Regions from separate parts of the Homo sapiens genome. Here region 1 is linked to region 2. A link is an interaction called in ENCODE POLR2A ChIA-PET data of the cell type or tissue named here. Cell type or tissue: CD4-positive, alpha-beta T cell. All regions are shown on one strand. Links, peaks and the distances in the headings refer to the core of each region. The heading gives the core; the rest is flanking DNA.

What was found. ChIA-PET counts read pairs that join two places held together with the same protein. Peaks named below come from ENCODE experiments on the same cell type or tissue, not always from the same donor. Only the 100,000 strongest peaks of a DNase experiment are listed, where the experiment ranks them.
Region 1: POLR2A ChIA-PET joins it to region 2 with 5 read pairs; 4 of 35 experiments call an interaction of 5 or more read pairs at or near these places.

The regions. Positions count from the first base shown.
Region 1 is chr21:31,156,883-31,162,260 of GRCh38, reverse strand. All of the region lies in intron 16 of TIAM1 (TIAM Rac1 associated GEF 1), which reads left to right. Among named protein-coding and RNA genes, the nearest start is that of KRTAP19-8, 120 kb to the right of the region's middle. RefSeq lists an enhancer at 3,058-3,587. In CD4-positive, alpha-beta T cell, for the core only: no CTCF peak of the experiment used is centred there; DNase peaks (open chromatin) are centred at 878 and 2,870; H3K4me3 peaks cover 1,892 bases; H3K27ac peaks cover 3,415 bases.
Region 2 is chr21:31,095,707-31,101,084 of GRCh38, reverse strand. No RefSeq gene overlaps it. Among named protein-coding and RNA genes, the nearest start is that of KRTAP19-8, 60 kb to the right of the region's middle. In CD4-positive, alpha-beta T cell, for the core only: a CTCF peak has its summit at 2,359 (motif pointing left); DNase peaks (open chromatin) are centred at 1,534 and 2,344.

The sequences.
Region 1 (5,378 bases), core at 86-5,085, 61 kb before region 2:
TCACAACACTCTTGAGGGAGATACTATTATCTGCCCTATTTTATAGATGAGGGCACTGGAACAGAGAGGTTAAGCGACTTGCTGAAGGTCACACAGCTCTGTGATGACAAAACCAGGATGCAAACCTGGTTTGGCTCCAGGTCTTGTCTTGTTAGTGGCTATGTTAAAACTACCTTGTGTCCAGATTGTTAACATCTGGTTTTAAATACTGGGTTTCATAAAAAGAAGGAATTAATTTATTAGTGGTGCTGTAGGCCATTTATATATACAGCCATAAACCACTTAAATTTTTTCCTAATGCTTAATGTTTCTGTGTGTCTCTTTTTATGATTTAAAGTAAGAGCAAGAAAACACCTGAAGTTTCTTGATCAAGGCTAAATATTTTTTGATGCGTCTCCTATATAAGTGTGAAGCTTTTCTTGAGAATAAGCTGAAAATTAATTTTTCAATCGTTAGCTGTCTAAACTCGGAAGCATGATTTAGCCTTGTCTGAATGCACGAGGCTGAGTGTAGAGATGTAAATGTGTAAATAACTAAATAAACAGAAACAAATAATCACTTTTTATTCCAGCTGAATATGTTAGAGCTGTTGATTTTGTGTAATATTCTTGGTTTCTTTCTAAATGGACTGTTTTACATGATATCGGTCAGCATAAAGAAAAAGCATGTTGGAGTTCTGTATGTTTTGCACTTGTACTGAATAGCAGTTTTTGCTATGTGTGGCCTTTTAGAGTTGAGCAAGTAAATAATTGTATGCTTGTTGTTGAGCGTGGTGGTACTGGAATGTCACAGCCGCTGGGGAGGGGCAGGGGAATGTCACACTGCAGGGACAGTCTAGCAGCCTTTCTCTTTCTGAGCCGCCTCCTCTCTCCTGTGACTGTGGGTGACAACCTCAAAAAGCCTCATCATCACTGGCTACTTTTTTCTCTGCTTCTCATTGAAAACTCTTGTTTCTGGAGATGAATGCTAATTAGCTTCAGGGCAGTGCGGTCATGTGTCATGCATTCCAGGCCGCCTGGCAGCTGTGATTGTGTTTTCCATTTAGCAAATGTATTAGAATAATTTTCAGGACATTTCCATTAGGAATGACTTTTTCTTTCTCATCCATATTGTTTTTGTCTCAGAAATGTCTGCTTTTATAACAAAGCATGAGTGGAAAAATGTGAAATTATCAACTGTTAAACACACACACACACACACACACACACACACACACACACACACAACTTTTCTTAGTTGCCTGCTCTTGACTCAGTGTGGAATACCTTGAAAGTTGTCGGAGCCGGGCAGGTTTAATATTCCTGAGCAGTGCAGGATGCTGGCCAATCAGCTGATCTCAGGCTGCAGGGCAGAGACGCTTACATCCCGGGGAGGCATTTTGTGCTTTGTTTTCTTGCCAGTTTCAGCTCTCCCTTTCTGGAACTTTTGTTGTTTAGCCAGGTGAAATCAAAGCCTGAGTTCTGGTCCACAGTTTAGCCTTTGACAGCTTCCCAGAGGGCACTGGTGGGAAGCGAGTGCAGCTCCGGGGTCTCACCGTCGCTGTCCTTGCTGCGTTGAGACGTGGCCGTAGATTTTCATGGGAAAACCAGCATGGGACGTCCATATGAGAGGATGCTCTCTTCAGAGCTAGGAGGCGTTTGGTGCTCTGGGAATATTTTAAGAAACTTCTGTCTCCGTGCTGAACACGTCAGGTGGTAGAATTAATTACCATGAGAATACATTCCTGATGATGTCTGCACTGTGGAAAATAAAGCGCAAGCCCAGGATTGAAAACAATGACAAGTCCGGTGACTCTATGTATCGAACACTTCATCTGGTGAGCGCCTTTGCTGTTTGAATCCTATCTTGCTAGGTTTGATTGTGTTATGACTTTCTAGCTCAGTTGTTTTTCAATCCGAATGACAGTGATTACACCTTTCCCATTTCCCCGTATTCTGTCCTTTTACCCTCTGGATACCCTTGTTCATAAAGTCTGTATTGTGGCTTTTGGTGGGGGACGTGGGGAGGTTCAGAGTTGGTATGGAGTTGAATTTGCCTAGCATCTTTACATTTTTCTACTCTTTTATACTTAAATGGCAGAAAGATGTAATCTGCATTTTTTTGTTTAATTAATGGTCAGTTGCATTTTTTGCCTTTGTTTTGGTTATTGAGATTTTGATTGTGTTTTGTGTTACGTGCATGGTGAGAATCTCCCATCCCCCCTCAGAACGGGCTGTCCGAGTGATCGGCAGGGAGGTCTGGAAATAGGATGTTCAACTTGTTTCCTTTTATAAGGCTTGAGGTGTTTTTGACTTTATTTCTGCTTCCTTGAGAAGGAGATAGATATAGAAGGGTTGGCTCAGGGGACGTGTTACTGGTTTGACAGCAACTGACCTATTTGAACAGGTCTATTCCTACAGTAAATATTCACTCTCCAATGAGGAAGTGTAGTGGGGTAATGGCAAGAAATAATTTAGCAAAATCAGATTCAACCTTTTAATAGTTTATTATTAATAGCTCAGTCTGTCGACTATTAGATGTTGTGTCATTTAATCAAACTTAAACTTCTACAGTGCGTACACCTGATTTGCTCAAATAAGCCTTCTTCCTTCTTGGATATTTCTTCTTTGAAGTTTGTTCAAGAGGAAACTGAAAAGGTGATCGAGAACTGTAGGGATTACCATTGTACATAGTGTCTCTGAAATTATGGAGCGCATTGTCCCCAAAAAAAGCTTAAGTAAAGGCTATAAGATTTTAGGCCACTCTGGCCCCTTTTAAATCTGTGGGATGTGTTAAATCGGTCAGACTCAAAGAACAGTTTTAGAACTGTGAACTCATCTAGAGTTAGAAATTGCCTTTGGTGGTTGCATAACAGGAAGAGCTTAAACAGCTGGGTGGCTTGAGTTGATAGTGTGTACTTAAAAGTCTACCCCCTCTTTTTGTACTTTCTTTTCATCTTCCACAGGAGGAAAGCAGCATTATAAACATTGAGCATCACGCTGGTCTCAGTAAAGTGGCCCATTTCCTCTTGCCATTGTCCTCTCCTTGTCTGTATGTTGGTTGGATAATTCTTAGTCCTGACAGTGGAAAAGCTCTGCTACCCTTTAACAGTTTTAAACTCTCAAAATGCCTGTAAGTACTTTTTTGGTTTCCAGGGTGACTGATTACAGTCCTCAAGTAGGGGAGAGGTTTTTACTTTCCCCACTGGAGAAACCTGGTCTGCCTTCCCCTTGCTGGAGTCCTAAGCTGCTTGTCCCACATCCAGGATACTTGGCTTTTGGGAGCGTGTTGAGAAGCTCCCATTGAGGCGACCTTTCTTGGCACTTGTGGCTACAGCGCTTGGTGTGGGAATGACTAGGATGCCATCTGTAACACTCAGTGGTGGAGCGGGGCAAAGCCTTGAACCCAACTCCTCCTATATTCCACATCATGGCTAAGCTGCGTGGAGAAGGGCCTGATGGATTTTGATGTAAAGAAGTTTGGCCACAGTAAAGAGGGAGGGGGATTTAAAAGCTGAGCCCCACAGTATGGAAAAATCTCTAGCTTAGAGGTATTCTAAAGAAAACCTGCATTTCATAATTCCTTCCAAAAAAAATTTGGGGGGGTGTTATTTTAATAAAACAGAATTTTCAAACTTGATGACATCCTTTTAATTTGTTTCCAAGCAAATTTTAAGAGGCTTGTATATAACACCGCTTAACAACATGTATGTGCATTATAACTTGTAATGATGCATATGGTACCTTTTTATTCTTTATTCAAATAACGTGCAGTTGACAGTAAAGAGATTACATCCATCTGGACTCAGTTCCTTGTGCTACACCTGAGGGTTGGTGCCTTGATTCATTGAGTAGGGTTGCCGGTGGGGAAACTGCTTTGCCCCTTGCTCAACTTGAGAGACCACTCAGCTAAGTCTATCCTAGGCCTAGGTCGTACCTAATAAGGAAGGGATACTTAAGGCTGTGAAATGTCCAAAGAGGACCCAAGGGAATTTTAGCTGTCCCCTGAGATGCTAAAGGTGTTTCCTAATATAAGCCAGAACTTATCTCTGGCTGTCTGAGGGTGAGGTTGGGCCTAGGAGACAGCTGAATTTAGAGGACTGAAGCCCTAGCCTGCATCCTACTAACCTGAGCTCACCCCACAGGCCTGCTTCAAACTAAGGATGCCAAACCTCAGGCGTGGTAAACTTACATAGACCAAGTCAGAAACCCTGTTCACACTCTTAAAAATGGAATTCTCAAAGTATTTATGGTAGAACAGATGGAATGAAAACCCAGAGGTAGTGAGGTGTGAATTGGAAGCACAAAGGAATGTGTTAGGTTCCTTTGTCTTTTGGAATTTCCTGCCTTTGATATGTGTCAGATCCCCATGTTTGCCTTTCGTGAATCACGATTTCACACAGTTTGCCTAAATGATAAAAGGTGTGCTCTGCCTCTGTGGCAGTTCCTCAGATAACGTTTTGTTCAACATCATTTCATCATAACGTTTATGTGAAAAAAATTGATTTCTAGCCAGGACCACTGTCTGCGTGGAATTTGCATGTTAAATCCAGGTCTTCGTGGGTTTTCTCTGGGTACTCGGGTTTGCTCTCACAGCCCAAAAACGCGCACATGGGATGAATTGGCATGTCTCAGTGGTCCCTGAGTGAGTGTGTATGTGTGTGCACCCTGTGATGGAATGGCATTCTATTCAGGGTTGGTTTCTGCCTTGCACCCTGAGCTGTCAAGATAGGCTCCAGTCACCCATGATCCTGAGCTGGAATAAGTGGGTTGGAAAATGAGTGAATAAGTGAATACAAATCATTATAAAATAAAAACTTGTAAAGTATACAATCATACAAATGCATAGCAGGAAACTATGCAGTACAAAAGTATTCAGAGATCCTGCCAAAGTTGTTCTTGCTAGTTTTTGAACTGCATGATGGTAGGAGGTGCCCCTTAACAATTTTTGCTTTGCAAACATTTATTGCTTGACTTAACACACTACCGCTATGACCACCGTCACTCACCAGTTCACCAAAAGCTGGGTAAATAGTTCTCTTAACTTGTTTTTATTTATCTTACTTAAATGGATATCTGGCTTACATTTATTTCAGTGTTTAATATTAGAAGTCTTTTGGTCTTTATTTAGAAGCGTGGTGATTTTTTCTTTGACCAGAAATGTGCTGTAGGAACTTAACTTGTTTGTATCAATTAGCCTACAGTAAAAATGGTTTCTTTATGCCGTTTAGCTTAAAGTCAGTTTCCAAGAACCTATAAACCATGTTAAGTGAGGACTCACTGTAATAGACTGCAGTGAAGAATATATTTGCTATGAGCAGTAGCTTTCCTATTAATTCTGTGAAAAACAGACAGCTGTGGTTACTGTTGGAAGCTTTAGAAAAGGATGGTATAAAGCGA
Region 2 (5,378 bases), core at 323-5,322:
AAAGATTCTTTGTAGTGAAACTATCTCACTGTATTGCCCAGGCTGGTCTCAAACTCCTGGCCTCAAGCAGTCCTCCTGCCTTGGCCTCCCAAAGTACTGGGATTACAGGCATGAGCCATTGTACCTGGTCACAATTTAATTAGTAATAAATTTAAATGGAGGGAAACCCACTTAGTTGTCATATTAGCTGTTCTTCTGTCTGTAAATGACACAAGAAGCCACCCATATATGGCAGATCCGGTTTGCCTCTACATAACCATTGCTAACATTTGGGTATTGCTCCTATATTTTCATATGTATACACGTGTCTAACTTATACACATATATAAATGCATATTTAAATAGAATCATATTGTACCTTATTGTACTATCTGCCTTCATTTATTATCCATCATGAGTAGTTCCCCTTATCATTAAGCATCTTCCTATAACATACTTTTTAATGGTTACAAAGATTCCCTTTGGGATGACACACCAAATGATAGAGTTTGGACGTGTGCCCCCTCCAAATCTCATGTTGAAATGTGATTCTCAGTACTGGAGGTGAGGCCTGGTGGGGGTGATTTGATCACGGGGGCAGGTCTCTCGTGAATGGCTTCGCACCATCCCCAGGTGATAAGTGAGTTCTTGCTCGGTGAGTTCACGTGAGACCTGGTTGTATAAAAGTCTGGAACCTCCCGGCAACCCTGGATCTTGCCATGTGACATCACCTTCTCTCCCTTCGCCATCTGCCATGATTAGAAGCTTCCTGAGGCCTCACCAGAGGCAGACGCTGGAGCCATGCTTGTACAACCTGCAGAACCATGAGCCAATTAAACCTCTTTTATTATAAATTACCAGCCTCAAGTATTCCTTTTCTTTTTCTTTTTTGTTTTTGTTTTTTGAGACAGAGTCTCACTCTGTCACCCAGGCTGGAGTGCAGTAGCATGATCTCGGCTCACTGCAACCTCTGCCTTCTGGGTTCAAGCGATTCTTCTGCCTCAGCCTGCCAAGTAGCTAGGACTATAGGTATGCGCCACATGCCCAGCTAATTTTTGTATTTTTAGTAGAGACAGGGTTTCACCATATTGGCCAGGCTGGTCTTGAACTCCTGACCTCGTGATCCGCCCACCTTGGCCTCCCAAAATGCTGGGATTACAGGTGTGGGCCACTGAGCCTGGCCAAGATATTCCTTTATAGCAATGCAAAAACAGACTAACACGCTATAGGTCCTCAAATACTTGCTAACAAAGGGAGGGTCTCAACTTGATATTTGATAATGTTGGATATTTAGATCATTTACATTTTAGCTATTGTAAATAAAACACTGTGATGTGAACGTTACCTTGAAAACAATGACACCCTTGTATAATTATATTATCAACAGTAAAATTAATCACACCTTTAAAATAATTCCACCTGGAGATTGCATTTGTATTATACACTTCAGAACATGTACCTATACATGTATCTGGTCCTCCCAAACCCTGTCAGATGAATTGGGCGGATAAGCTTATCTTTTCTCACCATCTTAGAGGTGAGGGAGGAAGGTGTGGCTCACACCACAAACAGCAGCTTTTGTGTTTCGTGTTCATGACCGGGATTAGACCGCACACAGAGGGAAAGACTGGAAGACCGTGCATTTCCAAGCCAGACAGTTTATCGATTAGCTATCATAACAGGACTGTATGCTAGAAATCCAAGGAGCAAGATGCCACTCTGCTTCTCGTAGTAAGGATAACAGAGCAAGCTCGCCACGCATCAAGGGCTTTTTGCCGACCCAGCTTTGAGGGTATGACGTGTACCCCCGTGCTCCCTGCTGGAGACCTGTAGGATCGTCTCAAGCTTTTTTGGCAATGTCCACAAAGGAGTTAAATCTGACTTAGCAACCAGGCTGTGAGTTTCCGGGGTCCAGGAGTGGGAGATGAGCAGGAACCCGTCCCAAGCAGGAATCTGTCCCAAGTTCATCTTTTAGCTAAAGGGAGGGCTGTGGCCCCTCACGCTGCTCTGGGTTGGGAGCGGAGCATCGGTGTATTTAAGAGCATCCAGGTGATTGTAATGTGCCAGTTGGATCTAATTTACCTTGAAAATTCGTGCATTTAACGAACAGGTTCTGGCAGTGAAGAGCCGGAGAATGATTTTTGTCTTGATAAAGAAATAAAGGGGATAAATAGAATGTTGGCTGCGGTTGCTGCTTATCGAACGTTTTTCCCAGATCTAAGGGTTTGCCCGAGTAGGAAGGATGCGGAAGGATGCGGAAGGATGGCGTTCCACCTTATTTCCACCTCCCTCACAGCATCCCGCCTGGTACCGTGCCTGGCTGGTTCGGGGCACTTTCAGCGCGGTCCTGTGCGAGGACGTTTCTCTGGTGCCCTCTCGCGGTGGATCAGCAAAGTGCCGCATTTTATTTAGAACCAGAATGGACGTAGAAGGACCCTTGGACGTCATATTTTGTAACCCTCTCATTTTACAGATGAGGAACCGAGGCCTAGAGCAGTGAAGCGGTTTGCCCAGGCTCACATGCCTAGTAATTAGGTTAAGTGGGGTTTGGCTGGGGACAGTGTTTAGGAATAGGAGAGGGTAACTCAGATCCCTGGAGTTCGATAGCCTGAACAAAGGCTTGGGAAATGAGAATCAGCTGGTGATGGATGGAATTAGAACAGATGCTGGGTGCCACACACAAGGCCACGGGTGATTGCTGCTGCCACCACTGGAGCCTCAGAACCTGAAAATTTACAAAGCCCCTCAAGGCCAATATGTCCCAAACTGAACTTATCATTTCCACCTTCACTTTATCTTCTTCCGTCATCTCAGTAAATGGCCTCACCTTCTCTCAGGTTGCTCAGGCTGGAAAACTAGTCATCTCTCTCTGTAGTCCACATCCAATCCATCACTGAGTCCTGCTTCCTGTAAAATTTAGGCCGGGTGCAGTAGCTCACGCCTGTAATCCCAGCAATTTGGGAGACTGAGGAGGGCGGATCACTTGAGGTCAGGAGTTCGAGACCAGCCTGGCCAACACGGCAAAACCCCATTTCTACTAAAATACAAAAATTAGCTAGGCGTGATGGTGGGCACCTATAATCCCAGCTACTCGAGAGGCCGAGGCAGGAGAATGGCTTGAATCCGGGAGGTGGAGATTGCAGTGAGCTGAGATCGCACCACTGCACTCCAGCCTGGGTGACAGAGCAAGACCCTGTCTCAAAAAAATAAAAAAAAATAAAAAAAATTATCTTGAATCCTCCACTGCCACAACTTCCCCTTGCCTATGACTATGAAAACCTGGGTAGTGGACATCTTCCAGCCGTGGCTGTCCAAATGTTGAACACCCTCCTTGCATAGATAGCGTCTCACCTCGGGAGCATTGTCCTGCTTTCTAAAGGTAAAATCTGGTCAGCTTCCTTTCCCAGCCCTCCCACACACCCCTTGCAACTGGAATGTAGATGTGTGTGCTGGGCTTTACTCAATTGGGTGCAAACCCAGGAAGCTGCAATATGGAAGTGAGTGATGTGATGAAGCCTGAGGATGGAGCCGGCCTTTCATCAGGGTTTGAACGTCCTAGAGGGCACAAGGGGATGATTTGGGAGGAAGAGAAGCAAAGGGCACAGAGCAGAAGGAACACAAGGAGAGAGGAGGTGTCAGATGATTGCGGGGAACTACATTTTGGGTTATGACCCAGTGTGATGGTTAATACTGAGTGGCAACTTGATTGGATTGAAGGATGCAAAGTATTATTCCTGGGTGTGTCTGTGAGGGTGTTCCCAGAAAAGATTAACATTTGCGTCAGTGAACTGGGAGAGGCAGACCCACCCTCAATCTAGGTGGGCACCATCTAATCAGGGGCTAGCTCGGCCAGAATAAAAAATGGCAGAAGGACATGGAAAGACTAGACTAGCTTACTCTTCTGGCCTCCATCTTTCTCCCGTGCTGGATGCTTCCTGCCCTCAAACATCAGACTCCAAGTTCTTCAGCTTTGGGACTTGAACTGGCTTCCTTGCCACCTCAGCTTGCAGATGGCCTGTTCTGGGACCTCACCTTGTGATGATGTGAGTCAATACTCCTTAATAAACTCCCCTGTGTATATACATCTATCCTATTAGTTCTGTCCCTCTAGAGGACCCTGGCTAACACACCCGGGGTGACGTAGAGATAACACACGGTGGGGCTGGATTTTTCAGGCTTTCTTTCTTTTATTTTTTGAGAGGGAGTCTCGCTCTGTCGCCCGGGCTGGTGTGCAGTGGCGCGATCTCAGCTCACTGCAAGCTCCGCCTCCCGGGTTCACGCCATTCTCCTGCCTCAGCCTCCCCAGTAGCTGGGATTACAGGCGCCCACCACCATGCCTAGCTAACTTTTTTTGTATTTTTAGTAGAGACAGGGTTTCACCGTGTTAGCCAGGATGGTCTCGATCTCCTGACCTCGTGATCCGCCCACTTCGGCCTCCCAAAGTGCGGGGATTACAGGCATCAGCCAACACGCACGGCCATTTCTCAGGCTTTCAAACTCTGATTCACAAAAACTGTTGCCTTGGTGCAGAACAAGCTAAGGCTGCAGGTAGAACAGATGAGCTGGTGAGGCTGCCACAGGAGCTTGGGGCTGTGCTGGGCGCTCTGAAGGCCTGTGCAGAAACAAGCTGATTGGAAACAGAGTCTCATATATAAGACAACAAAGCTGATGTAGGAAACAATAAACAAGTAGCTAATATGCTTGTAAAAAATTTCACTCCAAACCAAGATGTGACCGGATTGGAATTAGAATGCGTGTGTGTAGATGTGTGGATGTATGTATGTATGCATGTGTTAAGCCTATTCTGAGCGCAGCAGTTGCCGTAGAGAATTTTTGGGTAAAATCATCCTCTTTGGGAATATACTTTCTTCCCCATGGGACCACTTTTGGGATCAAAACTTATTTGGTTGTATCGGCTTGGGTGACATCCTTCCCAAAGACATTATTTCGTAGGCATTGTTTTTAGCAAAGATACTAGAATTTTAAAAAGTAAAAATGAAACTCTGCTTTGGGCTTTTACGGAAGTTTAATAGAAATATAAACACTGGTGATTGATTGGATTGATTGAACATGTAAATGAGACAGGTTTTTTTTTTTTTTTTCGCTTTTATTTCCTGAGCAGGAATAGTCTCATTACTTAGACATTTTGTCACGGGTAGTATCTGCTCTCTGATTAACTTGATTCTTCATGTACAGTCACTAGGTTTTCCAGAAAACTTATAAGTATCTGGAAAAAAGTTGCATTAGGTGTTAAGATCTTTTCAGTTTAGTTATTGAAAAATAGTTTCCCCAGCAGCCTTATTTGCAGAAGTGAAAAAGCCAATTGTTAAATCATACGTAATTGCACAGTGCCCCTAAATAGCAAAAACAATATTGAAAAAGAAAAATAATTTAAAAAT